2 separate regions of the Homo sapiens genome follow, and region 1 is linked to region 2. A link is an interaction called in ENCODE POLR2A ChIA-PET data of the cell type or tissue named here. Cell type or tissue: Panc1. All regions are shown on one strand. Each heading gives the region's core, and the rest is flanking DNA. Links, peaks and the distances in the headings are about the cores only.

Region 1 (15,903 bases), core at 8,951-11,450, 510 kb before region 2:
TTCCAACACAGCCTTTAGATGATTTTTTTATGGCAATTAAATATTTTGGGTTGGGCACAGTGGTGGCTCATGCCTGCAATCCCAGCACTTTGGGAGGCTGAAGTGGGAGAATTGCCTGAGCCCAGGAGTTGAAGACCAGCCTGGGTAACATGGGGAAACCCCATCTCTACAGAAAATTAATAAATTTTCTCCACATGGTGGCGTGTGCCTGTGTTCCCAGCTACTTGGGAGGCTGAGGCAGGAGGATTGCTTGAATCCAGGAGGTTGGGGCTGCAGTGAGTCATGCTCTCACCACTGCACTCCAGCCTAGGCAACAGAGTGAGACCTTGTCTCAAAAAAAAAAAAAAAAGTTAGAAAAAATAAATAATAAATAAATAAGTAAACATTTTGTATTAACATCATGCTGACCTTTTTCTCATTATTGATTATTTAGCTCCTTTTCCTTGAAAAACTATTTTGGTGAATTCTGTCATTCATATAAAAAAATTCTGAATGCTTAGTAGTAAGTAGTGCATGACTTTATTTTTTAATTTTCCCAGGAGTACATTTGGAATCACAGTATTTCAAGCTAGAAGAGAGGTTGGAGGTTGTATAGTGATAGCAAAGCCTTTTATATGAGGTAACAGAGGCCCTGAAAGTCAAGGATATTATCCAAGGAAATGCTGAGTCACACTTTCTTTTCAGACAATGACTTTCTGATCTGTGTGTTCATTTCCCATTTAAGAATAAATCTCTCATAAAAGGAGTAATATAATCAACTTGGGTTTCGAATCAATGAAACCACTAATATTCTTATATATTATTCCAAGTAGAAACATTTAATGTAATCATACTTGCTGTTGTGAAAACAAACTCTATTTCATTGTTTGTGTAACTTAAATTTCCTACATGACCCATCAAAAATGAATTAATTGGATTTGGCATGTGAAGCTTAGGAAGGATTTTAGAAAAGCTTTCTTATTATTCCCTGCTCATTTTCCACCTAAGAGTTTTTTTCTCAAACAGATGTACACATTTCACATGCAAACCACATGTAAATACATTTAATAGAATTCAGAGCAAGTTTAAAAACATTTCAAAGTGTTTCAAAGCAGACTCACTCCTAGTCTATATCAAATATCACCAATAATTCAATAACCCAGGAAAAGAAATGCCACCAAAAATCTGCAAATTGGAAGGAAAAAAGATGCCGACAAAAGTCATTGTTTTGGAAGCTCATAGTACCAGAAGAAAGCTGAGCAATTGGTTTAGCCCATCCTCTTGTCTTTAGGCAAAAGTGCCCTAAATAGTCTGTACAAAATGGTCAACGTTTTCCCAGGTAACCTACTTCAATGAACAGTATTTGACACCAATGACAGAGAAGAAACCTTTTTAAATACTCACTATAGCGCATATACTTGACACATTTACATTTCTGAACGAGTTTCTAAATGATACCTGCAAACTATATGTAAGAGAAACAGCAAGACAAGATCATCAACAAAAATACTAAAATGCAGCCATCGTCAAGTTGAAAATAATGTGTGCCATTCAGCTTAGGGTATGCTCAGAACAGCAGCTCAGCTGTGGAAATAGTCACAGTTGCAAATGACTTGATGGACGCAGAAATCATTTAGGACCATTAATAATATTTGAAACATTTAGGTCAACATTTCTCAAAAGTCATTAAAGCAAAGTTCTCAAAAACTAATACTTCTGTCAATCATGGTTATTATTTAACATATTATTCTGATTACTTATGTCTTCATTCTAACAAACTTGTTTTCAAATATGTTGAAAGCATGTCTAAAGTATAGTTCGTGTTGAATTGCTTTAGTACTCTTAATACATCTCTAAACCATTATATTATTTGCAAATAGATGCACTGTATTTGAATGAGAATTGTTATATAGATGTGTATGCTGGTGAACAGGGAAGGTATTAAAAACACTACAGAAGAATGTGGTAGGTTGCTTTTTAGAAATATTTTAGTAAATTTTTCAGAAAAAAGTATATAATTTAACTATTGAGCTAATTCGATTTCCTCTGTATTTTCTTAAACTCACTTGTTTTCATATTAATTTTTAAAAACAAATTTTATGTATTTTGTGATTTTATGTATTTTGATTCTGTGAGATCAAAGTATATTTGTAAGAGCTTGATTCTTGTGCCTGATCCTTCATGATAAATATAATCACTAGGAAGATAAGAGAGAGGAAAAAATGAGAACAGTAAATGCAGGCATTTTAAATTTATTAATGTTAACTTCAAATCCATGCTAAGGCTGAACATGTGTAATAAGAAATGAGAATAGTTGCAAGTATCAATTAAGTTGCAATTCTAAATTTCAAAAACTGAATTTGAATCATGCTGATCAACAGAATTAATGAAGGGCATGGGTGTGTGAACCAATTTGGCTTCAAGAAAAAGACTATATTTGCTTGGTGTTCTGATTTAAACTGTCTATTTCCTTTATATTTAACAACTATTAACAAGTTTATATGTTATCTGACAGAGTAACAGACTTACAAATGGAATATTATTACTTCAAGCAAGAGAAATTTGTTAGTGTGATACAATCATTTGATGAATTGAGGATGTATCAAAAACATAATTGCTCTGTTGTAACATTCATTTCCCTCAATTACACATTGGTGTGTCTTAATGGTAATGACAGATATAAAATTATGTCTGTTCACCACTTAAAACTAAGTTTTTATTGCTTCTTTGCTAAGCTTTTAATAGAGCCAAACACACTAATACATTGTGGGTGGCTCAGCTTAAGAGTGATCTCACAGTATATTTGTGTTAAACCCAGAGAAATATTGCAGTGTTAATCAACTCATAAAGATGATAACTAATTTACGTTGTAGAAATCTAAGGTGTAACCCCAATTATACTTTGTTTTCCTAATTTTTTCAGAGCTAGAACTATCAGGCAACATATAAATTTATCTCCTAGATTCCTGAACTAAGCTTTCCAGGGAGCTTTCTCAGCATCTGCCTCCATGCCCTCCCTGTTCATCCTTCGTTACTCTCTCAGGAATCCCTAGTCCATTTAGGGACATGATAACTAAGGAGAGAAAGCTAAGGATACCAAACTAGCTCAACATAAATTAAAGGTATAAACTATTACCTAAAGTGAAACTTTCTAGAGGCTGCAAAAAAAAAAAAAAAATCCACTGTCTTTACTGTATTAGATACATGAGGTCCTTAAATTAATTTGGGAGTGTTTGTATCAGATAAATTAGCTAACCTCCAACTTGCTCATTTATGTGGTGTTTCTTAAGACGGTGCAGCTTAAATGGAATGCTAGTTGTGCTTTAGTCTTTTCTTTCTCACATAGCATTAGGGAGAAAACTGTTTCAATATTTCCCTCCTTTTGCCTTGCTAAGAAAGCGTTGTCCATATGAAAATAGCTTTTTCTACATAGAAGCAAGAATATTAATTTTAAACATTTACAACTATTAAGGTTTAGAGATACGATTGCTTTTCAAAGGAGGAAAGAACACAAATATGTATTTTGGACTTGGTGTGATCTAATGATAGGTGATCTGCACATACTGTCGCATCTGATTCTTGTGACAATTCTCTGAGGCTGGCATTGTTATTATACTTACCTTTTACAAATGAGTAAACTGAAGATAGTAGAGTAGCCAATTGTCAGAGCAAATGCTGGCCTGTCTTTCAAGCCCAGTATTTTCCACCAACGTTAATGTTTCAGGTTTCTACATGAAGGTTCCTTTTCTTTCAATTCAGTCAGTAATTTCATCGCTTTTTGGAATTATTTCATTTTACAGTGATTTTTTTCTATACTCAGACTAAGTTTACAAAAGTGTTTTACATATTCATTTATTTATTCAAAAAGTATTTATTACATCATATCTATTTATTATATCTCGGATATGCCAGGCACTGTGTTAAATGTTAAGGAATTCAAGGAAATAGCCTCTTTTCTACCTGTAAGTTGCCTGTATTCTGGTAAAGAAGCCAAACATGTCCCCGGATCACTGCCGTGAGACTCCGTGAGGGCGGCCGAGCGCCTGTGTAGGAAGCTAGCTCTGGCGGAACAGTGTTTCAAGTATGTCCCTATTGGATTACTGATTCTGGGAAATTCTAACCCAGCTCCTGTGCATACTCCTAAACCTCAGACTTCTGCTCTTTCCCTCATAACCCATTTTCTGCTCTACAAACTGTTAGCTTCCTTTGCCAAGGAAAGGACAGTGGTCTAGACGTCAAGGAGCCAACATTGTGGTTAGAAATCAATCTCTGTTTCCCTGGCTTTGAATTACTATATGACTTCAGGCTTCCCATTTAACCTTTGCTGGCCGTGGTTATTTATTTGCACAATACAGGTAATAGCTACCTTATGAGTTGCTGTAGGGCTTCATTAGTTAATGTTTACAACATCTTTGAAAATATAGCATGAAAGCTACTAAGTAAGCGCAAATTATTATTATTATTATTAACATTATAATCATCATCAATCTATTTCGTATATAGCCAAAGGCTGTCTGCAAGAAGTGAATCATGATGGTTCTCTACAAGCCTGGCTCCATCTTCCAGGCTTGATTGCTAGATCCAAAGGCCCGAACCCAATGACAGGCATAGCAATTTAAATAAGTTATTTCTGTGCGTGTAAAAAGACAAATCATCTCACATTCCCACTTCTTGACTCTGTTGCTAGTTGCTCAACCTTCCTCCTGATCGTCATATAATCATCTCTGTGTATATAAAACATGTAGAAACTCTCCTAGCCAACTGACAATTATCTGGATCCCCTAGACAGCCCTGACATCTTATTCCTCTATTGTGTAAAGCAGGAAACTGAGACCACAGAAAGTGAGTCATAGATTTGAGTTCAAAGTTTGAATGAGCCCACTCTTTGTTTAGCAGTTGAGACTGCGCCTATATGCACAAGCATATTTGGAAAGAGAAACTTTACATTAAGCCACATAAATATCATTTTGATTATAGTTATTTAATAGCTGATTACTAAATAATTATTCAGCCTATTTAAATTTGCTGTTTCTAAGAGTGCTGATAATGACAAAAAGGCAGTTATTTTAAATAGGGAAAAATTCATTTTTAATAATGGATTTCTCTCTGCCTAAAAAAAGTCTCTTTTGCCCTTGTTTCCTGGTCTACTCTGACATATTTTTCATAACCCACATAAAACTTTTGCTCATTTTGGAAACTTCTGTAACTCCCTTTAGACTGTGGTGAATTTCCCTCCCTTGAATGTGTGATGCCTGATTATATGATTTATTTGGTAATTATTTATTTCTCTTTGGCATATCCCATTGTTTTCATTTGCAACTTTTCAAATATCTACACAGTATCTTCTTTTTACAATTAAATTACACAGCCTTTTGTGGGTAACACAGAAGGAGTGTTCATCTTTATAATCCCTGAGATGCTTAGGTTAGATTATTGGAAGTGGGATTCAATAAACATTTGTTTCTTCTTTTTTGTTCAAATATATTTGGGAGACCATTTTATATTGCCATTGAATATGATGGAAAGCTGCTACACCCTTTCCCTCTGATCCTGGGCACATAGGTAGACTACACTTCCCAGCCTCTCTTGCAGTTGAAGTGGGCCACGTGATTGAGTTTGGTCAATGTGAATGGTAGACATCATGCATGCCACTGCCTGAACTGGCCTATTAAAATATTCAGCACAATCCTCCCTGCCTGCACATGCTCTTTACTCACTAACAAGCTGAATGGAGAGAAAACCAAAACCCGAAACAAAACCCAAGGACTTAGAGAAAGGCAAAGTCACAGATAGAAAGATCCCAAGTCCATATGCCACCACTTGGAGAAGAGCTTTCCAAGAGAATTAAGTCACCAGGAAAATCCATGGACGTCTGTTGGGTGAGTAAGAAATAAGAAATAAAATAAATCACTGAAATTTGGGGATTGTTACAGAAGCATAAATTGACTTATAAAACATCTCACAATCATCTTATCCTTAATATATTCAAAATAGAATTCTTATTTCCTTTCTTCTGTATTCCTCAAATCCAGTGCTTCAGCAAGTCTTATCCAAACTCCCTTCAAAATGTATCTCAGTACCCATCAAATCATTCAATTTCTCTCTCTTTTTCTGCATCGTCAGCATGAGTTTGCTCCTGGGCTCTGTGATAGCCTTTAAACTGCTCCTGCTGCTTCCATTCTTACCCTTCTCTCTTCAATTTACCCTCTACACATCAACCAAAACCATTTTGAAAAAACACTACTTAAACCACACCATTCCCTTATTTTAAATCCTTCAATAGCTTATCATTGCATCAAGAACAAAATCCATACTCCTAACCTTGGCCTGCAAGATCCTGCACACTCTGGCCCCAGCCTAGCTCACCACCTTATCTCAGGCTCCTTTTCCAAAAGCCTGCAAAGTCTAGTCACTTGGAATTCTTTTAGCTTCTCTCACAATCTAAAATTTTATCTCCTCCAGGATGTTCACCTTGAAGGTTGTTCTCCTTTCTCTTCACATGGCCAGCTCCTGGCTACCTTTCATATCACTGATTAGACATCCCTTCTTCAGAGAAGTTCTCTCAGATCACCATATTTAAGAAAACTATCTACCTTTTTTTATCCTTTATTGCAATATCTTGATCTTTTCCATATTAGCAATTACCAGAATTTTAAATTATACTTTTATGCAGCAGATATGAACTTCAGGTCACATGTTGAGAAGTGTACATGTAGTCCTATTTCACATAAAAGGATGAAACTTCCTTTTCTGTACTATTTCAAGACCTCATTCCATTTGTTTATTGATTAGGACATAGGTTTCAGATGCTGTAACAACAAATAAAATGAAACAGTAGCTAAAATATCTTTGTTAAATGTACTGCATCTTCTATATTAAAAGTGTATTTCTTTCTCCCTTAACTGTCAGAGGGTAAGCAGTCCATGGCTGATAAAGGCAGTTTTGAAGTGTCAAGGAAGCAGGCTCTTTTTATGTGGTCAGTCTGTCATTCTTAACATGAAGCTTCCATACCTCGGTATAAGATGCAAGATTCACTGTAATTTAGTGTGGTGGTTAAGAGCAGTGCACGGTTGAGGTAAACAGCTGGGTCGAAAGCAGCTCTTAGATGTCAATTATCATGGCCAGTGAATGCCCTTATATAAACAAGGTCGTTAATTGTTTCTAAAGGAGGTAAGATTGTGAGAAGACATGCATCCTCTTTTGATAAAAGACATGGAAAAGGATGAAAAAATGAAGAGGCTAAGTATACAGCATTGTTTGAAAACCCAGTCTTTGTTTTATCCTTCTTGATTTGGATATATAGTAAACATATTTCAAATGCTCATAAAAAGTAAATGGTTACAAAAGAAATTAAGTTAGATGTGGTTTACTTTAAAGAAAATCTCAGGAAGTAATGTAGAGGAGGGTATACTTTCAAACTCATTTTATAAGTCTAGCAGTACTCTGATAGAAAAGCCAGACAAGGCCATTACTAGAAAAGAAAATTACAGGAGAGTATCTCTCATGAACATACATGTAGAAATCTTCAAGAAAATACTAGCAAACTGTATTGAATAGCACATTAAAAGGATCACGTATCATAATCAAGTGGGATTTATCCCACGGATGCAAGGACGGATCAATATACACAAATTAGTAAATGTGATACACCACATTAACAGAATGAAAGACAAACACTTGATGATCATCTCAACAGACACAGAAAATGCATTTGACAAAACTCAACATTGTTTCATGATAAAAGCTCTCAACAAATTAGGTATGGAAGGAATGTACCTCAATGCAATAATGGCCGTATATAACAAACGCACAGCTAACCTCATACTCAATGGGGAAAAGTTGAAAGGTTTTCTTCAACATCAGGAACAAGATAGGGATGCCCACTCTCACCACTTCTATTTAACATACTATTGGAAGTCCTAGCCAGAGCAATTAGGCAAGAGAAAGAAATAGAAGACATCTGAATTGAAAAGAAAAAAGCTAAATTGTCTGTGTTTACAGGTAACATGATTTTATATATAGAAAATCCTAAAGATGCCATCAGAAAGCCATTAAAACTAATAAAGTTTTAGACTACCAAATTGACATACAAAAATTAGTAGTATTTCCATACATAAAAATGAACTATCCAAAAAAATCAAGAAAACAATCCATTAACAAAAGTTACAAAAAATAATAAAATCTTAGCAATAAATTTCACCAAGGAGATGAAGGATTTGTACACTGAAAATTATAAAACAAAATAAATGAAGAATAAAAATGGAAGAAAATATAAATAAACAGGAAAATATCCCACATTCATGAATTGGAAGAATTAATATTGTTAAAATGCCCATACTATCCAAAACAATGTACAAAATTAAGGCAATTCTTATCAAAATTTGAATGATATTTTTCACAGAAATAGAAAAAAAAAACTAACATTCTAACGGAACCATAAAAAATACCTGAATAGCCAAAGTAATATTGAGCAAAAAGAACAAAGCTGGAGGCATCACACAACCTCACTTCAAAATATACTGCAAGGTTATTGTAATCAACACAGCATTGAACTGGCATAAAAATAGGCACATACACAAATGAAAGAAAAAAGAGAGCCAAGAAGTAAATTTATGAATTTGTAGTCAGTTAATTCTTGACAAGGTGCCAAGAATACACAATGGGGAAAGGGCAGTCTCCTCAATAAATGGTATTGGAGAAACTGGAGATCCACATGTAAAAGAATGAAATCGGATCCTTATCTCACACCATATACAAAAATTAACTCAAAATTGATTAAGACTTAAATATAAGACCCGAACCTGTAGAACTAGTAAAAGAAAACATAGGAGAAAAGCTCAATGACATTCATCTGGGCAATGTTTTGGATATGACCCCAAATGCACAGGAAACAAAAGTGGAAATAGACAAATGGGATTACCTCAAACTGAAAAGCTTCTGTACAATAAAAAATCAACAGAGTGAAGAGATAATCTACAGAATGGGAGAAAATATTTGCAATCCCTACATGTGATGAGGGGTTAATATCCAAAATATATAAGAAACTCCTACAACTCAATAGCAAGAAATTACATCACCTAATTTACAAATAAGGAGAGGATCTAAATAGACATTATTCCAACAAAGACACACAAATACTGAAGAGGTTCATGAAAAAATGCTCAATATTACTAATCATCAGAGAAATGCAAATTAAAACTATAAATCATAATAAGATATCACTTCACATTTGTTAGAATGGCTACTATGCAATGGACGATAATAAATGGTGAGGATGTGGAGAAATGGAAACCTTCACACACTGTTGGAGAAAATGCAAATTAATATAGCTATTATGGAAAACAGTATGGAGGTTCTTAAAAAAAATAAAAATAGAACTACCATATGATGTAGCAATCCCACTACTGGGTATACAGTTAAAGAAAATTAAATCAGGACATCTAAAAGATAACTACTTTCTCATATTCATTGCAGCATTATTCACAATAGCCACAATATGGAATGAACCTAAGTGTTCATCAGTGGATAAATGGATAAAGAAAATGTGGTATATATACACACAATGGAATACTATTTAGCCTTAACAAAGAAAGTAAATCTTGTCATTTGTGAAAACAAAGTTAAACCTGGAAGGCATTATGTTAAGTGAAATAAACCAGGCACAAAAGACAGAAAACACACACCACATGATCTCAGTTATATGCAGAATCTAAATAAGTCAACTGTGTAGAAGCAGAGAGTAGAATGTGGTTACCAGAGGCTGAAGTGAGAGTAAAGGAATGCTGATGAAGAGAGGTGGGGAACTAGAAATATGATGGTCAAAGGAGGCAAAATTTCAGTTAGCTTCAAGAGATTCATTGTACAACATGGTGACTATAGTTAATAAGAATGTATTGTATTCTTGAAAATCACTGAGGAAGTAGATTTTAATTATTCTCACTGCAAAAAAATGGGAAATATGTGAAGTAATGCATATGTTAATGAGGTTGATTTAGCCATTCCACAGTTTATAGATATTTCAAAACATCATGTTGCACCTGATAAATATATACTTTTTAAATTTGCCAATTCAAAAGAAATTGATTAAAGAAACAGGAAGTGATGAGAAAATTCAGAATAGATGTGGAATATGGAAAGAATCATTTGACAGAAGGAATAATTCTGAGCAATAAACAATAACTTATGATTACCTGGAAGCAAAGAATAACCTGGAAATAGAATTGGGCCTATGGCATCAACAATTCATCTGTGAAAGGAAAGACAAAAATTGTGACTGAAAGTCAGGTTGTTTTTGTTTGTTTGTTCGTTTGTTTGTTTTGAGACATAGTCTCACTCTGTTGCCCAGGCTGTAGGCACGATCTTGGCTTACTGCAACTTCTGCCTCCCAGGTTCAAGCAATTCTCCTGCCTCAGTCTCCCGAGTAGAGTAGCTAGGATTACAGGTGCCTACAACCACATCTGGCTAATTTTCGTATTTTTAGTAGAGACGGGGTTTCGCCATGTTGGCCAGACTGGTCTCGAGCTCCCTACCTCAGTGATCCACCCTCCTCGCCCTCCCAAAGTGCTGGGATTACAGGCGTGAGCCACCATGCCCGGCTGAAAGTCAGGTTTTATGTGTCTGGTGAGGAGACTAGCATCAAAGTCAGAAATAAAATGTTAATTGAAAAAAAGTTTGAATTTGAGAATTGTAAGAAATCAGCTCGTGGGGACTGGTGGCTGGACAAGGAGCATGCACACTGGTCAGTTGTCTAACATCCAATGCTTCAGAGTTGTTACATGTTTCAGATGCCTCTTGAGACCACAAGCCACAGCTGTGCAAGGTACAGAATGAACTTGCGGAGTTTTATTAAACCTTTGGGGAAATCAAAGGGGAAATCAAAGAGGAAATCATCTGCCTCAGTAATTTCCAAAGGAGATGAAGGGTCTACTTTAGAAAAAGTTAGCCAGTAGGCAATATGTGAGCAAGGAAGAAAGTATAGTAGGTTAAAAAGCTTTAATGTGCTGATATTCCAATTGAAGAGTGTAAAGCAATCATAATCCTTTCAGACATATGGACAAGAGGAGCCTCTCTTGTTGGATAAAAAGGCTTCTTTGATTGGGTATGACTGGAACATTGGGCATTTGTTGGTGAACACAGAGGGTGGTGGCTAAGAATTAGTAATGGAGCAGGATTAGAAGGAACCACAACATTTTTACTAAATCTCAGTGTGGCAGTTTGTGTGAATGGAATATCCACTAGATATCTATTATAATGTCTCGGTTTCTTTTCTAAGTTTCTTCCATTATTCCCATGTTTCATCTTTTTTTTTTTTTTTTAGAAATAAAACTTTTTTTTCAGAGGAAGAGTGCCATTTTCTTGTCAATAAAAAGAAAACTCTTCTTGAAACTCCCTAATATATTATCATTTAAAGTGAAATATAGAATAAGATGTTAACTATCTATTCTTTTTTAATTTATAAAGATCAAATTGCCAATTAAAAGTTCCTAAGCATTCAAACCTTAAATGTAAGCATTATTAGTTTATTAATAAAATTAATAGAATAGAGTTAATCTCCTAGTAGTTATCTGATCTCAGTTATTCATTACCTTCTACCACAAAAGGCTAAATACAGAATCTCCCTACTTTTATAGAAAAAAAATGATAAATGTTTCAGACCTCACATGAAGAACAGTTTTTGCTCTGGTTTTTAGGTATATTCCCACATTTAATGATAAAAACAGAAAGTGATTTAAGAACATTTTTCATGTGTGTCCAAAATGGAAGACAAAACATCCTCTTTATAAACGAGCCAGCAGTTATTGATGTCTGAAATGACCAGTTAATTCATGTAGATGTGTACAGGGGCTTTCACGTGTACATACACACAAACATATACTCAGTGAACATTCCAAAAGTTCAATATTGTTTTTATATGTGCAGTTTTATAAATGCAGTGTATTCTCACAGTAAGAGCTGCTTTTCCCATGGCTTCTGCATCCAAATTGGATCAATTCATCCATTTGATTCTTCCCAAAGGAGACAAAATGACCAAACAATACAGGTGCATATAATCATGTGTATTCTCTAGCAATGTGTGGAAAACAGGAGAAAACTCTGAAGTATTTATTACGTCAGCATTTTCCCAATACTGCAAATGCAATTCACAAAGTGGGAAATATCTAGGAGGGATTGGATATGTTTAAAGAAAATCCAGAGAGAGTTATTTCTTATTGGTGATTATCAGTTATCTTTCTCTGTTGAAAACTCAGATTATTTTTTAATACCCACTAAATTTACACATTTTGACTCTGAATTTAGTTGCTACTTTCAAAACAATTACTTTTGTAGGGGAGACAAAAATGTTCAACTTTCTGATCCCCTTTGCCACCCCACCCCACTCAGCTGTCATCACCACTGATAAATGAAGCTAGAAAGTGCAGATGTTTTAAAAGTGTCCCATCTTTTGACAAAGTAAAGTAAAATATTACATGATTATGTATCACAAAAGAGATTTTGTTTGTAATTACACAGCTCAAAGATAAGATGGTTTGTTCTGTTTTTGCTCCAAGTCTCTTATCTATATTGACATCCAATGTACAACTAAGAGAGTGAAAAGAACAAGCACCTTCCCAGGAGGATTTTTCTGAGAAGTTTTAATCAAAGATACAAAGGATAAAAGCAGATGCCAGATTCAAAAGAAATAAATAAGGGAGAGATGGCAGAATGTTCCGCAAACAAAATTGAGAACTGTAGTTATCTGAAGGCTACAATAAACTGGGTATAAAGGCAAAAATTAGCCCGCATTGTTCAAGGGAGAAAATAAATGCTTTGCAAACAGGCGGCATTCATTCAGTTATTCAGGAAGCTCGATGTCTGATTGGAGATTGTTTAGGTATTAGGCCACTTTTCCTTGAAATGATTCTAGCAGCTTTCAAGATGTGAGAGGAGATGATATATTATTTCTGTGTAGAGGCAACCTCTGATTTATTAGGAAGAGTATAGGTTGGGAAATTGACCACCCATGTTTTCTTCTCTATCTTCTTTTCCAGATGTATTTTGTGTTTATACTCTGTTGCTCTAGTGAATCACTATAATTTTGTGAATATTTACCCACGTAATAACATACAATGTTTATAAAATTTTTTTCCTTTAGAAAACTTAAAGCACCTTAGAGACCTTAAATGATAAATTTGCATCAAAATCTAATTAGGAAAGAAAGGTCTTTGCTAATCAATAATAACTTATTGAATTCTTTCTAGAAAAGCATTTTATTTTTTACTGAGTCTTACCTGCTTATTAGTATAGAACATTTTAATTTTATTCTATAAGTCAGAAAGTTAAAGAGTCACAGATATATTGAATGAGTTCAAGTAAGGCCAAGAGAGATCTGAAGTTTGGTCAGTTCGATTTTTGGCTACTCTTCAATGTAGCTGAAACCACAGTTATCACTGATACATTTGGTTGCATAATTCATTCTACTGAAGAATGTTTGTTTCTCCCATGCCACACAAGTAGAACTGGCTGGACTTTCCCAGACATGAGGGTGCTAAGGAGGTAATGTAGGCAGGGTCAAGGTCTAGGATAACATATTTCTACCAGGAAATGTGTCACAAGAACAAAGCTGGAAGCCTTATGAACTGCTCCTCAGAATTACTCTTCTTAAATTACAATTGGTATACTATTTTATTAAATATGTACCTGAGAGAAAGATATATACTGCTGATCTATATCTTCCTTTCATCATTCATACATAATTCATACATTCTACACTCATCTACATGAAAAAAAGTGGGTTTCTTATTTAGGTAAAAATGGATACTATCCCTAATATTACAGAAAGAACTCTTTTGAATTCTGGTGCCTAGAAATTGGAAAATACCTAAGCTTTAAATTTCTCATACATCTAGAACATTCTGGTAGAAGAGAAGTGGTCTGTATCATGTTAAACTCTTTTTCAACTTAGCTGACATCATTGGGTACTGTTTGATTTGCATATTCAACATATATTGGGAAGTTATTGAGCTAAATGAGGCAAGGAGGAAAGTTTGGGGTAAAATATGCCTTCCCTTGAGCAATATATGAACAAGTGTATTCTTGTAAGATTTGTTAACATAGGATACATTCTTTAGTATATTTGTAACTCACCTAAGGATCCTAACATTCAAGATGTCACTAAGTTATAAATATTTTCATGGCACATAAATAGACACATTTACAGTGTGTTATTTTATGTTTTCAGTAGATTTTTAATAAATGGCTGTGTGGGGATAGCTGTGGTTTAAAATGATAAATTAGGATTAAATAGAGAGTAACTCTCTGTCCCTCCCATCCCAATAAACCTGACTATATCTTGCTACACAGGTTGGTCTGCAAGTTTCATTTGAATGACAATTTATCTGTGTCTTAGTGAGACTCATTGCTTTAGATTCTAAACTTCAAGAGTGTCTGAGACATGTTGAAGCTTCTGTTACATCCCTAATACTTGCCTACGTGCCTGTCACATGGAAAGCTCCCAATAAATATTTATGGAAAAAAGAGAAGAGGGGAGAAAGTATGAAGAAGGAAGGAAGAAAGGGAAGGGGGAAGGTAGCAGGGAAGGAGGGAAGGATGGAAGTAAAGAAGGGAGGGAGGGAGGGAGGGAGGGAGGAAGGAAGGAAAAAAGGAGAGAAGAAAGGAGGGAGGGATTCTGTGTCATATGCACCAAACTGGGCACTGTTTGTGGCTCAAATAGTCATAGATCTCTTCCTGTGTTGTTGGTTTCTTGATTCTGTTATTAAGGTGACTAGAATGAACAATCTCTTACTAGGAACTCAGTCATCATTTTAAAGACTGGGTTCCAACAAATATCTATCTGTCTGGTTTAGTGTTGCATGCTTCATAAAAATTTTGGTGTTCAGAGCAATTGAATATTTTTGTTTTGCTATAGACCATTTTATTTTAATACTTTTTCTTAAAAAGGAATATATACTTTTTGTCTACTAAACACTACGTAACACTGAGTACCTTACATGTTCAGAGTAGCTTTATGTTTAAATCCTGGATTCAGTGAGAACAGTGCTTGCGTCATGTTGCCATGACACACATGTGCATAAAGGCAGTCCTGCTGACTAGAAGGATTTATGGGAAAGAATCTCATTGTGAAAAAAGTTAGAATAGTAGAAGGAGAGGGAATGTAAGATGTGCTGCTCTTCTTCTCTACTCTCTTGCTGCCACCACTGTAGGGTCCCGTCTTCTTATTCCCACCCCAGGAAGCTACTTACAGTTCTGTCAGCATAAAGGGTTAGATGAAAACTTGTGTCACTGTGAGTTATGCATTACTTGAGCACAGATACAGTAAGCACCCGCTGGACTCTTACTCACTGTGGGAGTTTGAATTGGTGCAGGCCACGTTCATGGTGTGCCAGGGAAGATCAGGTGGCTGACTGCTGAGTGGCTTCTTCAGGTGGCATTACTATTAGTGAATCTTTGTCAAGCAACTGGTCCTCAAATTTTCAATTTCAGAAGAGTGATCTCAAGAGATTTTCAGTTTAGTGGACTTAGGGACATTGACACATGCTAGCAAAACTTACGAGAGGATACTATATAAAACATTATCAATTATTAAACACAGTGAACAATGTGACTCCCACATGGCCAAAGGACCCTAATATGTAATATTATACTATGACATAATAGCACATTTTTTCTTTGCAGCCAGACCACATAGAAAGTCAAACTGCAATCAGAACTGTGCTTGAGTAACATGAACTAAGAAAAGGGGAAGTAGTGATATAATTTCAGGGGTTAAGACCACCCAACTAATTGTATCAGGCCTACCTATTTCCATAACATGAATGAATGAACAGATAGGAACACTACATAGATATATGTAGATACACACATATGTATTATACATACATATATAAAATACATATATAACACATATGTATTATATATACATATATAT
Region 2 (15,903 bases), core at 6,141-8,640:
TTTCTAACCAACAATGTGTAGGCATGATACATTGCAGAATAGGGTATCCAGTGACCTAGGCTTTTCCTAGGATAATAAAAACATTTCTTTTGTCTCTAGCCGGGACCTCCACCCACACTTAGAATCAACATAATCCAAACCTTCTCAGGGCCTCAAAAATATGCAGTGAACCAATGCCAGGATTGCAAGTCTGTTTCCTTTTTTCCTGAGCATGGTTCAGGGATAACTTTAGCCACTGAATTCCTTGAGCGTCAGGATCACCCAAGCTCTATTCTTTGTTGTGGACTCATCGTCCAGCATATAGTAAGCATTCAATAAATGGCTGAATTAATCAGTGTTCCCAATAAGAAAGGGTTGAGGACTTCTGGCTTTTGTACCCCTCAGCCTAACACCTGGTGCTGGCTCTGAGGAGCTTGCACCTGCTCCGAGGGTCAGGGCTAAGTGGTTTGAGCAAGTGGCAAGCTCACAGGTCCAGTTGGCTGAGGGCCTGACCCATGACGATCCATTTCCTTAAGCAAACGAGACATGTCAATACAAAGGTCACAAATAATCAGCAGCATAACTCCCCGACAGGTCTCCCTCTAGAGCAGGGGCGTCCAATCTTTCAGCTTCCCTGGGCCTCACTGGAAAAACAAGAATTGTCTTGGGCCACACATAAAATAGACTAACACTAACGATAGCTGATAAGCTTTAAAAATATTGCAAAAAAAAATCTCATAATTTTTTAAGAAAATTTACAAATTTACATTGGGCCGCATTCAAGGCCATCCTGGACTGCATGCAGGCCGAGGGTTGGACAAGCTTGCTCTAGAACCTTAAAGGAGAGAAAATCTCCTTTCACTTTGGTTCAGGACAAGAAACATTAATTGAGCAACTACTATGTGTCAAGAACAAGAACATAGATACAAATAAAGATATAAAAAGGAACATTCCCTTGACATTCAGGCCATGCTGTCCAACCCTCCAGAGAGTGGCCTCCATGGGGATCAGGAAAGGTGTATGTCAAATCACTCTGTGACCCCTAAAACACATATCTCATCCCCACAAGTCATTCTTTTACATGCTGCAATATAGTCATTGCATTACTTCAAAGCTATTCATCAGTTTTTCTCATGTAAACTCTTACTAAAAAAAATTCTAGGCACCTTTGTGATCGCTCAGGTACAAGGCTGCATTTCAGAATCTCATCTTGCCTCTGGCAAGTTCCCCACAGGAGACAAACACTAAAGATGGATTTGATATAACTATGTCAAACGAGGAATAAAGCAGACAAGTGTACTCACCAAGGTACCCACAGAGCACCTGGGACTGTCTGGAGCACAAGCTGCCCACTGAGCCAGAGGGTGTTGTAACAACTGGGCAGACAGCTAGGAGTTTTAAAAAGCACAGTCATTAGCTATTTTACTGAAGAGATGCCTGGCACAGAACTATACAAAGATTCAAAGTAGAAGAGGGACTCATTGAATGTTCTTATCATTTCCCCAGAAATAAGGTCCCTGCTACCTGGGGCCAGGGGATTAGACACTGAGGATCTAAGGAGGATTCCAGATTTTAGTCCCAGATCTTCTGGCATCCCTTAACCAGCAGTCAGACTCCTGAATTCAGTTTTCCCTTTAGCACGTTCTAATGTTAAAATAACAGAGTACAATTTACATACTGAAACGGTAAAATAAATACCTTGATTTATATTAAAGATGAATAAGAAAGGCTTTGACCTCCTTTGACAAAAGACAGTCTACCGATTAAGAATAAAACTTTGGTTTTCATTTGGCTGGCCTAGATTTCAGTGTTCTTAAAACCACCTGTCATCATTTCTAACCCGCATGTGAAAACTCCTTCTTGAATGAGTCAAAAATACAAGTGAATATTGGTTTGGGGCTACTTACCTACAGTTTAAAAAGCTAGAGCTCTCTGAAATGGACTAAACGCATCTTCCACAATAGTTATTACATCTGGAAAATTTGAACTTCACTTTCTTTAAAGTAACAGCAACCCAATTTGTATTTTGCCCACCATATTCTTAGAAAAGAAAGCACACCCCCTCCCCCACAAAATATCTCAAATTGAAGAGGAAATATTGCTGAGTGTTCAAAACTTTTTCCATTGGTGGTAAGGTCAATAAAAATATAGAATTTTTGCAGAAGAAGATGTTAATTCAAACCCCTGTTCTGTCACTGATTTCCTGTGAATCCATGGAGAAGTCTGTAAGATGAGGCAGACGTAACCCTGCCTCTGAGGGTTTTTATAAAATTGAAATGAGATGATATATTTAAAACAGACTGACAGACAAAAGGTGGTCAAGGAATATGAGCAGTTGTCTAACTTGTGTGACAAAAGAAGCCCTGACTGCCTATTAGGGCCTGGCATGAATATCATTCTTTCCTGGCTCCTTTCATACACTGGGAGTCCATGCACCTTCCATGTTTATAGAGCACGTCTTCTAGAAGTAACACTGCCACTATTCAGACCTGACTTGAAAACTTCTTTCAACACAAGACAAAGGCTTTGTGGACTCTTCTCTTGATTTATTTTTTATTTTTGCCATATGTGTGCCTCTTATCACTTGATTTTTAAATGGATAACAAAGACTTTTTCCATACTCTGGAACTTACCATGTCCAATATTCAGCCCACTATCAAGATCCCAGTGGCAGATTTTTCACAAATGTGTGGATTACACCTTCTAGGCGGAACACTCTTTAACTGAGATATGGGGCTCTGACTGGCCAGTGTGGCATGGAAGACGAAGACCCAACAGCGGGGATTCTATAAGCACATACTGCTATCATGTTGCCACCATATGCTGCTTCCAGCTGACATCTGCTCACATATGTTCCCACCAATAAGAAACCATGCTGTTTATTTTTAGAGGCTTCTCCACAGTCTTACAGGAAGAAAATTCCCTCAAATAACCAGTCAGCAAAGACAGGAAGCTACACTGGATATAAACGGTTTGTCACAAGATTAACAAGTCAGACAAAGTTTTCTCATTCGTATCTGACCTTTAAAAAGAGATGCTGAAAGTTATCTTAAATAAAAATCTCAAAGAATACAACCAGAGAAAGGTAGAATATGCAGAGTAAGTCACTTGGTTAGCAATACTTTTTCTTCAAACTATGGCCCTATGCATTTCTTGGGGGGATTTAAGTGCTTTTCCTGGGAAACAGCACCTTCTTCAGGCCAGTGTACGCCGTGGTGCAGAAGAGGGACAATTCTATTAAACAGAATTCAGATCCCAAGGTCACCCAGGTCATAGGAAGTCTGTGTGGGAATAAGATGAGGTAATTATTGTCACTTGCAATTTCCAGCCTGCAGTTCTCAAGTATGCACCTTTGGTTTACTTTCACTCTGCTATAAAACAGCATTAAAATCCCTTCTTTTCTTTCCTTTCTTTCTTTTTTGTTTTTAAGTAAGGCAGGAGGACAGGGAGCTCTGGTGCTGATCCAATGCCTTAGAAGTTAAGACCATGAATGAGATAGAGATGTAAGGATGCTAATGATTGTTCAGTCTACAGAAAGCAAACCTTAGTTTTAAAATAATCAGTTTTCAGGCCGGGCGCGGTGGCTCACGCCTATAATCCCAACACTTTGGGAGGCCGAGGCAGGCAGACCACGAGGTCAGGAGTTTGAGACCAGCCTGGCCAATATGGTGAAACTCCGTCTCTACTAAAAATACAAAAATGAACTGGGTGTGGTGCCACGTGCCTGTAGTCCCAGTTACTCAGGAGACTAAGGTAGAAGAATCGCTTGAACCCAGGAGGCGGAGGTTGCAGTAAACTGAGATCACACCACTGCACTCCAGCCTGGGTGACACAGTGAGACTCTGTCTCAGAAAAAGGAAAAAAAATCAGTTTTCAATCATCTACATCATTGAAGCAGCACTGAGGTATGGATACACTCTGTTTAGAACAGTGAGGCTTTGGATATATGCGAAAAGGCTTTGTAACAAAGAAATGTAAAGAATTCTCAAAATCTGAGGCATTTATAGTCTTACAAACATAACTTTTTTTATTTTAAATTTTATTTTATTTTATTTTAAGTTCCGGGATACATGTGCAGGATGTGCAGGTTTGTGACACAGGTAAACGTGTGCCATGGTGGTTTGCTGCACCTATCAACCCCATCACCTAGGTATCAAGCCCTGCATGCATTAGCAATGAATCCTGATGCTCTCCCTACCCCATCCCCACTGACAGACCCCAGTGTGTGTTGTTCCCCTCACTACGTGCATGTGAGAAACCTGATATTTTTAGAAGAACGCAGGCACTCACTAATTTATGATGGGGGACTATGGGTAACACAAGTCATAAAATAGAAACAGTCCTAGAATTAAAACTTCGCATGGGTAATTTACAAAGTAATTAAATGACTAGGAAGTTAATTAACTGTAACAATGTTGGGGTTTATTTTTGCCTGCAATGACACAGCTAAGAAATAAAGCAACAAAACAAAAATACACAGTGTTTCCAGAGTATGTTTCTGAACTATCTGCACAAGGATCACCTGGCCGCCTTATCAAGATGCAGGTTTCTGGAGCCCATCTTAAAACGAACTGAATTATAATCTGAATTGGAGTGGCTGACAAAGGCTTGGGAATCTACATTTATAAAGGTACATCAGTAATTATTTTGCATGGTAAAATTTGAGAACCCTGGTACAGGTTATTATGCCTTACAGGTTAGCAAGGCCTTTTACAGAACCTCATTTGACCTCAAAACAATCCAATCAGGTGAATCAAGGAAAAATTATTCCCTCATAAGGGCTATTTGTTCTGAGTAGGTAGTGGTTTTGTCTACTGTGAGGGTCTATAGGATAGAGATAAAGCCATTCTTACTGCAATGATATCTTAAGTAAAATTAGATGTCTTACAAATGTACAACTAAACTCCCTATCAAATAAGCTCCTGCCCTAATCCCTCCAGCCTCTCCACACAAACAAACAATGCATCTCTCTTGTGATATAGCAACTCTGTAAGTGGGTACAATCATTCCTCCCAACACTGAACTACAATGAGTTTCTACTCTTCTTAGAGAATTCTCAGCAAGAAAGGGAAAACTGATCCAAATGTATAACAATTCAGGGTCAGCTTAGATCAAGACCCTCTTTCTATAATCTGAGTACTTGTGACAAACAGTTAATAAAATTAGACATGACTTTACACACATAGTTTCATTATTGATGGTGATATTTTCTGACAGTGGAATTCTTCTGAAATACCTCTCTCTCCAGGACAAACTAGCACCGGTCACCTCATTCTACGTAGAAGAAAAGTGTAAGTTTAGTAGGTGGAATCATGGCAGTTCAGGACTTAGTTTAGAGATCCGATCAGTGATTTTAGTTAACACACATAATAACCTAAGGCTTAATACTATGAAGAGATACAAATGAGTGACTAAATTACTATCCAAAACAACTTAATGTTTTAAAAATGCCTCAAGATATCTCAGACAGAAAACAGTGAAGACAGGTACAAGAAACCCAGGGTGGTGAAGTTTAACAGATCCATCTGAAGGTGGAACCTCCTGCTTCAGAGCCTGAGGTCATGGCTATTATTCAGCTTTGCTTCTGCTTGGCTACTTCCAGGTAGGAGTCAGAGGTTTGGTGCACTCCTTCCTCTGTCTCCCTCTCGTTAACCTGCAGAGCCCAAAATGCCAAGGATGAACTTGAATGTAGAAACATTTTCCCCACAGAAAGCCCTGACTGACCTCTGGGGGGACCGTTCCTTGACCAAACCACCCATCCTTTGCACAGAAAAGTCCTCCATCTGTGATTGTTTCTTTATCTGTCTAAAGTAGAATCAGAATAAGTCATTCACACTTTTCTGGAGTTTCTAAGCCAGCAGTTTTATTACAAGAGTTCACTGCTGGGTGCGGTGGCTCACGACTGTAATCCCAGCACTTTGGGAGGCCAAGGCAGGCAGATCATGAGGTCAGGAGACTGAGACCATCCTGGCTAACACGGTGAAACCCCGTCTCTACTAAAAAAAATTAGCTGGGCATGGTGGGGGGTGCCTGTAGTCCCAGCTACTCGGGAGGCTGAGGCAGAAGAATGGCATGAACCCCGGAGGCAGAGCTTGCAGTGAGCTGAAATCGCACCACTGCACTCCAGCCTAGGTGACGGAGCGAGACTCTGTCTCAAAAAAAAAAAAAAAAAAGAGTTCACTATAAAGGAAGTAGAAACAACTGCAGTCATATTGCCATAAGATGTCAAAGCAAAAGTGAAAATAAGTGAAAATGAGATTAAGCCAATAGATAGGGGAATAAATGATCATATTTTAAAAAAATCAAAATAGAAGAAATGACAAAGTTACTGCTACATCTGGTGTAAACAGAAAAATCCCTGATAAACTTGGTCTAAGAAGCACTGACATTACCAACACTGAAATGAATCCAAAACTTTAAAATTAAATTATATTTCTCAGAAAATTCCCATCTATGTTTTGGCAACAATAAATATTTTAGAGCTCTGAAAATCCACTAAAAAGTACACAGTCATCTTTTTCAGATGGAGAGATTTGCAAAGACCAGTGGACTTGCGGTCATTTCAGTGTCTTTCTCAAAACCAAATTTTGCATTCTTGCTTACAAGATGAAGTAACAAATAAGGATTCTTACAATAGCCTAAAATTATGAATGAATAGTTATTTGCAAACTAGCTTGTCAAGACAGATGTGGTATTTGTCAGTGTCGTGTGGGTTAGATAAGAAAAGTAAAATAAACAGAGCCAAAGTCACAGTCACAACGTTTTTCTTTTTCTTTCAGAAGACCAAAAAGATACTACAGTACTTCCTGAAACAACAACTCCAAAAGACCAGTGTTATTCTTAAATAGCTACTCCATGACTTTTTCTTCAGAAACGCAGCGTCTCTTCTTCAGAAATAACCTGTTTCATAATTACCGACATATAGATAGCTTGGAAGGCCTGAGGGACGGGGACACGCTAGTGGAACATGCTAGTGTGAGAGAAAAACAGCTGCCTGTGGAGGGATGGAAATGCATTCAAACTATTTCCAGAAGGTTTGGACTTTACAATATCCAGGAAGCATTTTCCATTTGCCTTAAGTTCCTCAAGTCATTGTGGTTGAGGGAACATCTAAGCCAAACATTTCTGACTTATCAGGCAGTAACAAATCCAAGCGTTCATTTGAGAGAATGAAGGGATGGTCCCGGCCCAGGGAGGACCGCTTTCTCAGCACGATGAGGCTTTCCCTCCTAACAGACACTAAAGCCAGTGAATTCAATTCCTCTTGGACAGCAATGTTTTTCCACATCACTGAAGTGGTGTTACTGGGTTGCCCCAGGAAAGCCAGGATGCTAACTCACTGAGAGAATATGTTGCACTGTGAACAACTACCCAAGGCCTTAGTGTGGCTTCCCCTCTCTGATATCATTTCTACTCCTCAAACCCTCTGCAGTTACTCTCGACCAGCCCCTCCCCTTCATCTCATCCAGCTTCCTCTTTGAGATTTCTTTTTTTTTTTTTTTCATTTTTCAGATGAAGTCTTGCTCTTGTCTCCCAGGCTGGAGTGCAGTGGCGCAATCTCGGCTCACTGCAACCTCTGCCTCCCGGGTTCGAGCAATTCTCCTGCCTCAGCCTCCCAAGTAGCTGGGATTACAGGCGCCTACCACCATGCCCGGCTAATTTTTGTATTTTAAGTAGAGACAGGGTTTCACCATATTGGCCAGGCTAGTTTCAAACTCCTGACCCCAGGTGATCCACCCGCCTCAGCCTCCCAAAGTGCTGGGATTACAGGCGCCAGCCACTGCACCCGGCCTCCTCTTTTAGATTTCTACACCGTAATGTCATACTATTGCTAAAGCCGCCTTTAAAATGAATTGCCTGAAGGCTAAGAGGCGGCTGTGGCCAGTGCTTGGTTGCGGAGGTGAGATGAGGTCTACATGAGTATAACCACAGCTGCCTGACCTGCCTCAGCCTTGACTCCAAATGTCCTGGTTTCTTTTCAACCAGTGGAAGTGATGAGAGACAGGACACCTGTGAGGAGAAGCGAAACCAGCCCCAGAAGCACATTACATAGAAGCCCCGCCTGCATGTCAGTCTTTTATAGGCAACATCCCCTCTGTTCTTTGATTTTGGACTTTGGGATCCAGAAAAATAAAGAGGCAAGTACTATGTGACACATATGAACCTTCAGAGATCAGTTCAAATAGTTTAAATAATTTTTCCCGGCTGGGTGCGGTGGCTCACATCTGTGATCCCAGCACTTTAGAAGGCAGAGGCAGGAGGATTGCTTCAGGCCAAGAGTTCAAGACCAGCTTGAACAACATGACAAGACCCCAGCTCTACAAAAAAATTGAAAAAATTAGCCAGGCATGGTGGTGCATGCCTGTGGTCCCAACTATTGTAGAGGCTGAGGCAGGAGGATAACTAGAGCCCAGGAGATGGAGGCTTCAGTGAGCCATGTCTGTGCCACTTACTCCAGCCTGGGCAACAGAGTGAGACTGTCTCGAAAAAAAAAAAATTCCCCTAAAAATTTATATACCCTTTGAAACAAATGGTAAATCTTGAGATGTCAAAAATAAAATAAAAACAAAAAAATTTTGATTTCCAAGACTCTGGCTGGGAGGAGTATATACTATGTGGATCTCCTGTTCTTGATTCCACAGATGGGCTCCTAACATTCATTAACTAGAAAACGTTTCTGAGGGCAGATGTCATGCCTCCACTTAATTTCATTTTCCATGTACTTCTGCTATAGCACTCTATACCATGTGCACATAGACCGCTATTCTTTATTTCACAAACCTTTATGTGATTTCACTGATTCTATATATTTTTCATATTCTATTATTTCTAAAATCCAGATTCTCTCTTATAATCAATGGCTGAGTTAATTGGCAGTGACATTTAGTTAATGTTATAACTAATAGTTAAATGGGCAGTGATATTTCTTTGTTAGTGGCACATAAAATAGTGGTGCATTTTAAAGTCAATGAGATTCGATGAATAATAGCTGCTGTGGAAAGAAGGCCAGAAGCAGCTGCACCAGGTGCTTTTTCACACACATCATCCTTTACAACCCCTAGAAAGTCGATGTTCTTCTTTACAAATGAAGAAACTGAGGCTGGGCTAAGTGAAGGGGTTTCAAATCCAGCTGCAAAGCCGACAGTGGCAGAGCCAAGATCTGAATTCGGTAGGAAGCAACTTAAATATCAATGAGGCAGTTTTAATGACTTGCACTGAGAGAGCCAAGTTGCTAACCAAAACAGGACCACTCTTTAACAACTGCCACAGGCCTGGAGTAGGATTTCTTGTCTTTGATGTTACCGCTTCCATTTCAGCCTTTGAGATTCCTTTGGTACAATTCCCTTTTATTTATTCTCCTTTCTTTATTTAATGGGTCTGTCCAGCTCCAAAGTCATCATGCTCATTGTATATCATCTTGCCTTCCCAAATAAATTAATTCTCTGAAATAGGAATGCCCTATCAATAAAATTTATCAAAATTTTTGTGAGGAAAATGATTGCAGTTCAAAAACAAAACCAAGGCTGGGCACGGTGGCTCGGGCCTATAATCCCAGCACTTTGGGAGACCGAGGCGGATGGATCACTTGAGATCAGTTCGAGACCAGCCTGACCAACATGGTGAAACCCCATCTTGACTAAAAACACAAAAATTAGCTGGGCGTGGTGGCACATGCTTGTAATCCCAGCTAGTTGGGAGGCTGAGGCAGGAGAATTGCTTGGACCCGGGAGCCAGAGGTTGCAGTAAGCTGAGATGGTGCCACTGCACTCCAGCCTGGACAACAGAGCAAGGCTCTGTCTCACAAACAAACAAACAGAAACAACCAAAGTCTTAATAAATCACACTTTTTGTATCAATTAAGTGCAGAAATAAAAGTTGAATGTGTTAAGAGGCAAGAAAAAAAAACCCAGGTTGTGTGCTTCAGAGGTATATTTTCTCAGTGCTTGTGAATGTAATTCTTGTTAACAGAGGAGAGCCACCATTCTTCCATGGATGTATTACATCATTTATCAAGAAGGCAAGAAAGGTCATGCTCTCTATTTCCTGGGCTCTGTATTAGGGCTCCTATTACCTGTGGTGGCTGAAAGTCTAATTTCCATAACACATCACTAATAGAAATAGCTATTTCCATTTCCTCAGCTGTCAAAGGGACAGTATGAGTATTAACCTCATAGGATTGCTTGTGAGTATTAAAGAGTACATATATGTAAAATATTTAAAACTATGCTTGGTTTATAAGTCTTCAATAAAGGTTAGCTATGCTTGGCCTGTAAAAAGTCCTCAATAAAGGTTAGCTTTAATCATCATTATCACCACCTTCATTATTATCTGAGAATTGGAAACAGAAAATATTATGGTTATGAGAATCCCTGTGCTCTTTAGCATAGTGACATGACCCATCAGACACATTTTCCCTGATAATGAAGGTCAGAACATTTCATCTCTCCGCATCTCCTGGCCCTGACACCTCTTTGAACTCACAGATTCTTCTTCTTCCTGTAGTTCAATCTCATTCTGTAAAGGGAATGCTCATCCATTTGTCAAACATTCCTTGATCAAACACAATATGCTAAGTTCTATAAGAATATAGATAAGTTAGACTTGATTTCTGTTCCTGGGGCAGTCTACAAACCAATGAAGAAGACAGCCCAGAACAGAGTTAGATCTTACTAAGATCAAAAGAAAAGAGGGAGAGATAGAGATAACCATCAGTATAGTAAGAGTGCAAAGGAAGAGCTAATTAAATAAGACTAGGACAATCAAGGAAGGTTTTCTAAGGAGGTGGCATCTGACTAAGCCCAGAAATATTTTGTTTTATTTTGTTATGTTTAGAGACAGGGTCACGCTCTGTTGCCCAGGCTGGAGGACAGCGGGGCAGTCATAGCTCACTGCAGCCTCAAACTCCTAGGCTCAAGCAATCCTCCTGCTTCAGCCGCCCAAGTAGCTAGGACTACAGGCACATACCACCAGGCCCAACTAAATTCTCTGTAGAGACAAGATCTTGCTATGTTGCCCAGGCTGGTCTTCAACTCCTGCCCTCAAGTGATCCTCCCGCCTCAGCTTCCTAAAGTGCTAAGATTATAGGCGTGGGCCACCACACCAGGCAGAAGGATTTTTAAAGGTGTGAAAAGATAGATCTCTATGTAGAAGAAACAGCATAAACAAAGACCCCAGAGGCATGAAAATAAATGGCCCATTTGGGTAAAGGCAAAGAGGACAATGTGACTGGAGTATAGTTTTCATGCAGGGATTTAGTGAGAGGAGGGGCTGAGCAAGGAGGAGGGACCAGACCCTGAAAGGCCTGAATCTAATTGCCTAAACTCTCAGGCCTTCTCATAGGAGAACTGGATAGTGCCAGACATGGTGAATTACCAACCCTATGTTCTCTGTTTCCAGCCCCATCCCATCCCTGCCCTGAAGTGTCAGAGGCCACCTAAGGAACAAACTGAGTGAGCAAAGGAAAGAGATCCACTGAGTGGAACTATCGCAAAGGAAAAGAATGAGCTGGAGGTTCCAAGACATCCGAGGTTAATGGAAGTGGTTCCTGGGGTATCGCTCATAATCACATTTTCATCTCCCTAAAATCCAGACCCTCTCTTAAAATCAATGGCATGATCACTGAAGTGATATTTTTTTCTTAGTGGCACATAAAATAATGGTATACCCTGAAGTCAAAGGCATTTGAGACTCAGAGAATTGCTGCCAGGCAAAGAAGACCTACTCCATGCCAGAGCAGCTGCACTAGGTGCTTCTTCACATATGTCATCATCAATCCTTACAACCCTAGAAGGCCAGTGTTACTTTCTTCATCTTTACAAGGGAAGAAACTGAGGCCTGGTTAAGTAAAGGGGGTGCTGTCTCCCACAAACTCAGTAGAGTATCAAATGGGACATGATATGTGAGCACTCGACCATCCATCCATGCAGACATTCCATCACAATGAAGGAAAAGAAGGCAATTTAGAGATGGTAGGGAAGAGGCCAAGGGGCAGTTTCATTCAGAGTCAAGACCACCAAGCCAATTCAGGAAGTAAGGTAGTGGTGAGAGTGTGGGGCACTTAAACACCCACTTCTGGATATCAGCGCTTAGAAAAGAAACAAAACAGCCAACCATCAAAAGCAGCTTGTGGTTGTAGCATGATGCAAATTTATTCCAAACAAATGACAGAAGCAAACTTTTCAGTCTAAACAAACCCATCAAAGAATCCCCTAACATATTATTAAATCTAAAATAAAATACCTGGAGAACGTTGAATTCCCAGGTTAAAAACTATCATTGTTTAAAGGATATTTTTTAAAATGAAAGCACACATATGCCTTCAAAATGACAATGGGCATTTGTTTATCTCGGGCAGAGCCACATTTCATCAAGCTGTGCAGAATCTGCAAAATGGAATCCACCCTTGAGCAGAAGCGCTGCCTAAATAGAGCAAGCACATCTGGCAAATCCAAATCCTCTCTCCGGGAGCCCATCAGTACCGGAAATGCTACATCAAGATAGCGGAAGGGGCTATTTCCAGAGCTCTTCCATGCAGTCTCTTGCTCGGCTGCTCACCTTACTCCTGAACCTATAATGGGGCGGGGTGGGGTGGGGGTGCTGTGGGCAAGGGGCAGGGGGAGGCGGGCTGGAGTGGCAGTGGGCCAGAGTCCCACTCCAGTGGTGACCCTGCACACCTCTCCCAGGGCCAGGAGCCTCCACTCTAATTTCTCGAACCTTCTAAATATGCAGCCTAAAGTGTGTTGTAATCTCTGGGCGAAGGCCTACAAGTCAGTGAACTCCTTGGTTCTAACCCAGATTTGATGTGGGTTCAACAGTGAGTCATTAGCCCTTTTTTCACATCTCAGTTTCCTCTAGGAAAAACGATCTGTCATTCTTTCATATCTTTATATGAAAGATGCTGCGACTAGGTTACATCACCATCTTTTCACCAGGGAGAAATCATTCAAAAAGTGCAACTCCTCGAGTAGACCACAGGGGTTGCTGTGGAGACGCAGTGGGCTCCCCCAACCCCTTCCTTCTGTGAGGTGGAGAGGTCCCCACCTGCCCCTCAACCTCTGCAAAGCCCCTCTTTCATCGGGTGGGGTCTCCTCAGGAGAGGCATAAAGCTGGCTGGCCTCACTTGGCAACAAAGACGACCCAACTGCTTTCGTTATAAATAGTATACTTCTTTGAGAGGTTTTTCTAGTCTTTGAAAAGTAAAAAAAAGAGGAAATCCTGAAGGAGGAGCATGTGACCTAACTTAAATGTAACCACAATTAGACACTAGAGTTAGTACAAGCAACGATGCAATAAAAAAGGGAGAATTAAAGTTTGGTCTGTTGTATATTAATAACTCAATCATTCTGGAAGTCAAGAAGTTCAAGTCTGTCTTTGATACGCTCTCTTTTTCTTTCTGTTTCTATCTCATACACCCACATGCAAACACACACATAGAGAATCCTAAAAAATAAAATAGTAAAAATGCTTACTACATAAAGCAAAAATACCACTACGTTCCAGCAATCGCTAACATTTTCCTTCATTGGGCAAGTGGCCAACAGACCAGCAACTTGTATATAGAAAGACATATTCATGAATTGAATGCTAAGTCACATTCCCCAAAACCATAGTGTCATTGGTATTCATTCTACATTCCACAATTTAACTTGGAAAATTACAGAGGAAATAGAAAAGGAGATTGCTTCATGTTAAATGTTTAACACTCATGTGAAACAACTACAAAGGGAATCTCATTGTGATTTTTCAGGCTGTATATTTTTAGTGTATCTACTTCAAAATGGTAGAATAAATCAAGATGATTATTTACTTTCTTCCATTGCCTAGCTTGGAGATTCCACTCTTTGTTAACACAAACTGCTTATTTCCCTTGCAAGGGGAATCCATGATAATTCCTCACTTCTTTTTTCTCTGTTCTAACATCACACTGCTGCTGACTGAAGCTAGTAATGGATAGGTCAACACCATCACTTAAGCTAAATAAATGGGAAGTTTTGATGTCTCTAATTTAGGGGCTTTAAGACCACAAAAAATAAAGTACATACTGTATACAATGGTCTAATCCACACTCCATTTAATTAAGATAACTGTCTGACTATCCTCCTATTCAGTATTCTCATTTGAATATGCTTTGATCATAAAGATATTTTATTTTTGTTATTATTTTCTAAATGGTACTGTTAACAGAATTCAGTAACCCCCAACAAATACCAGGGCTCCTCAACAGAGGCATTACTGACATTGTGGTCAGGATAATTCTTTGATGTTGGGAATGGGGGGTTGCCCTATGCATTATAGGATGGTTAGAAACATCCCTGGCTGACCCACTAAATACCGGTAGCACCCCTCCACCTCCAGTCATGACAACCCAAAGTGTCTCTGGACATTGCCAAACGTTCCAGTGGGAGTAGGGGTGCGGGTGTTGGGGGGAGTACAAAATCACCAGGGTTAGAACCACAACATGTGCTGATTGGTTACAATGAAAAAGGGAGAGAAAAGAAAGAAAATGAAACGTTGTGTCTCTTCCTCTTTTTGATTGTCGGACTCTCTACAGATTCTTACATGTCAATTATTTGAATTCTTCCTGTGTATAACTGAATCACCCTTTCTAAGTTTCTAAAACCTTGTGCAGCATCTTTCGAATAGATGTGCCTCGAACTTCAAATGGATTGTTAAACTACTAGAGGTCCACTAATTCCCAGTGGGCAAACTATCGGTAAACCTTAGCATAACTCCACTTCGAGTCTTAAACTAACAGCACGTGAAAAGATCAATATGAATAAATTCAAAACTAATCAGACCCCTTCTTTAAATGTTGACACAGTATTATTTATATCCCATAAATACATTCTTGACTAAAATTCATCCTAGGAGATTGGCACCTGGCCAGTTCTATTCATATTTACTGTATTTATATAGTATACTTGGCCAAGGATAATATTTAAGACAAAATATGCCTCAGGGCATATACAATATCTCTTATATTTTTACTTTTAAATCTCCACATTGCTAAAAATATGTAGTCTGAACTTTATAAAATGTCCCACAAAGGGCTATCAGCAATCTGTAATGATATATAGCTCATTGAGTATAATTAGAGCATATTTGTAATACTTGAGCTGAAGTCACTCCCTGAACGCTAATAAGTTGATGGTAAAAAATGAACCAGTGATCTTTCCCATGGCTTCATCTCTGGGGCTTATGACCCTCGCCAGATTCACTGCAAGGAATGACAGGCACACTCCCTCCCCACAGCCACTTCAGTGACAGCTGAGTTAAAAGTTAGGCAGAAAAGTCCTAAAGAGGGAAAGCTGGTATATAAGCCAATGCTGTACTTTCAATTTGCTTTTTAAAAATATGGTTTTTTTCTTTTTTTCCTTTTTTTTGGAAGGGTTTGCTATATTCCAGTATAACTAAAAAGTGCTGGAAAATCAGTTAACCTATTTTCTATAAAATTATCCAGTCCTTGCACAGTAGTATCGAACCTGCTATTAATATGGCTTTCTGCTCCTAAACTTCCATACAGAATACAGACTTTTTAAAGCCTGTATTCTTTGTATGAAAACTGGCAGTATATTTTATTTATCTTGGACGTATCGGAGGTTTTCATTTATTTGGTGGCTGGGGTGAAATGGAAAGGAGAATCCACACATTGATGTTAAATGCCATACTCTGAAATCCTCCTAATAATCTAGGAATTTTTCCAGTTTGTTGATGACCATGACCCTGGGTTGGATCATCTCAGCTCTTCAGACTGAAGTGTGCTTCAGAGAACAAAGAACTAATGCCCTCTTGGGTTACTTGCTCTCTCCACACCTATTCAGTAAATGGGATCAGAGCTCCTTTCTGTGTTATAGAAGTGCTGGCAGTTTATTAGACCTTTTGCATATAAACATTGAAAGATGAGTTATTCAGGTTCTACATAAC

What was found. ChIA-PET counts read pairs that join two places held together with the same protein. Peaks named below come from ENCODE experiments on the same cell type or tissue, not always from the same donor. Only the 100,000 strongest peaks of a DNase experiment are listed, where the experiment ranks them.
Region 1: POLR2A ChIA-PET joins it to region 2 with 10 read pairs; 2 of 35 experiments call an interaction of 5 or more read pairs at or near these places.

Annotation. Positions count from the first base shown.
Region 1 is chr1:218,863,324-218,879,226 of GRCh38, reverse strand. It overlaps the pseudogene NXNP1. Among named protein-coding and RNA genes, the nearest start is that of LINC01710, 47 kb to the left of the region's middle. In Panc1, for the core only: no CTCF peak of the experiment used is centred there; no DNase peak of the experiment used is centred there.
Region 2 is chr1:218,348,798-218,364,700 of GRCh38, reverse strand. The region is part of intron 1 of TGFB2 (transforming growth factor beta 2); the gene reads right to left. Among named protein-coding and RNA genes, the nearest start is that of TGFB2-AS1, 11 kb to the right of the region's middle. In Panc1, for the core only: no CTCF peak of the experiment used is centred there; no DNase peak of the experiment used is centred there; H3K4me3 peaks cover 1,193 bases; H3K27ac peaks cover 2,500 bases.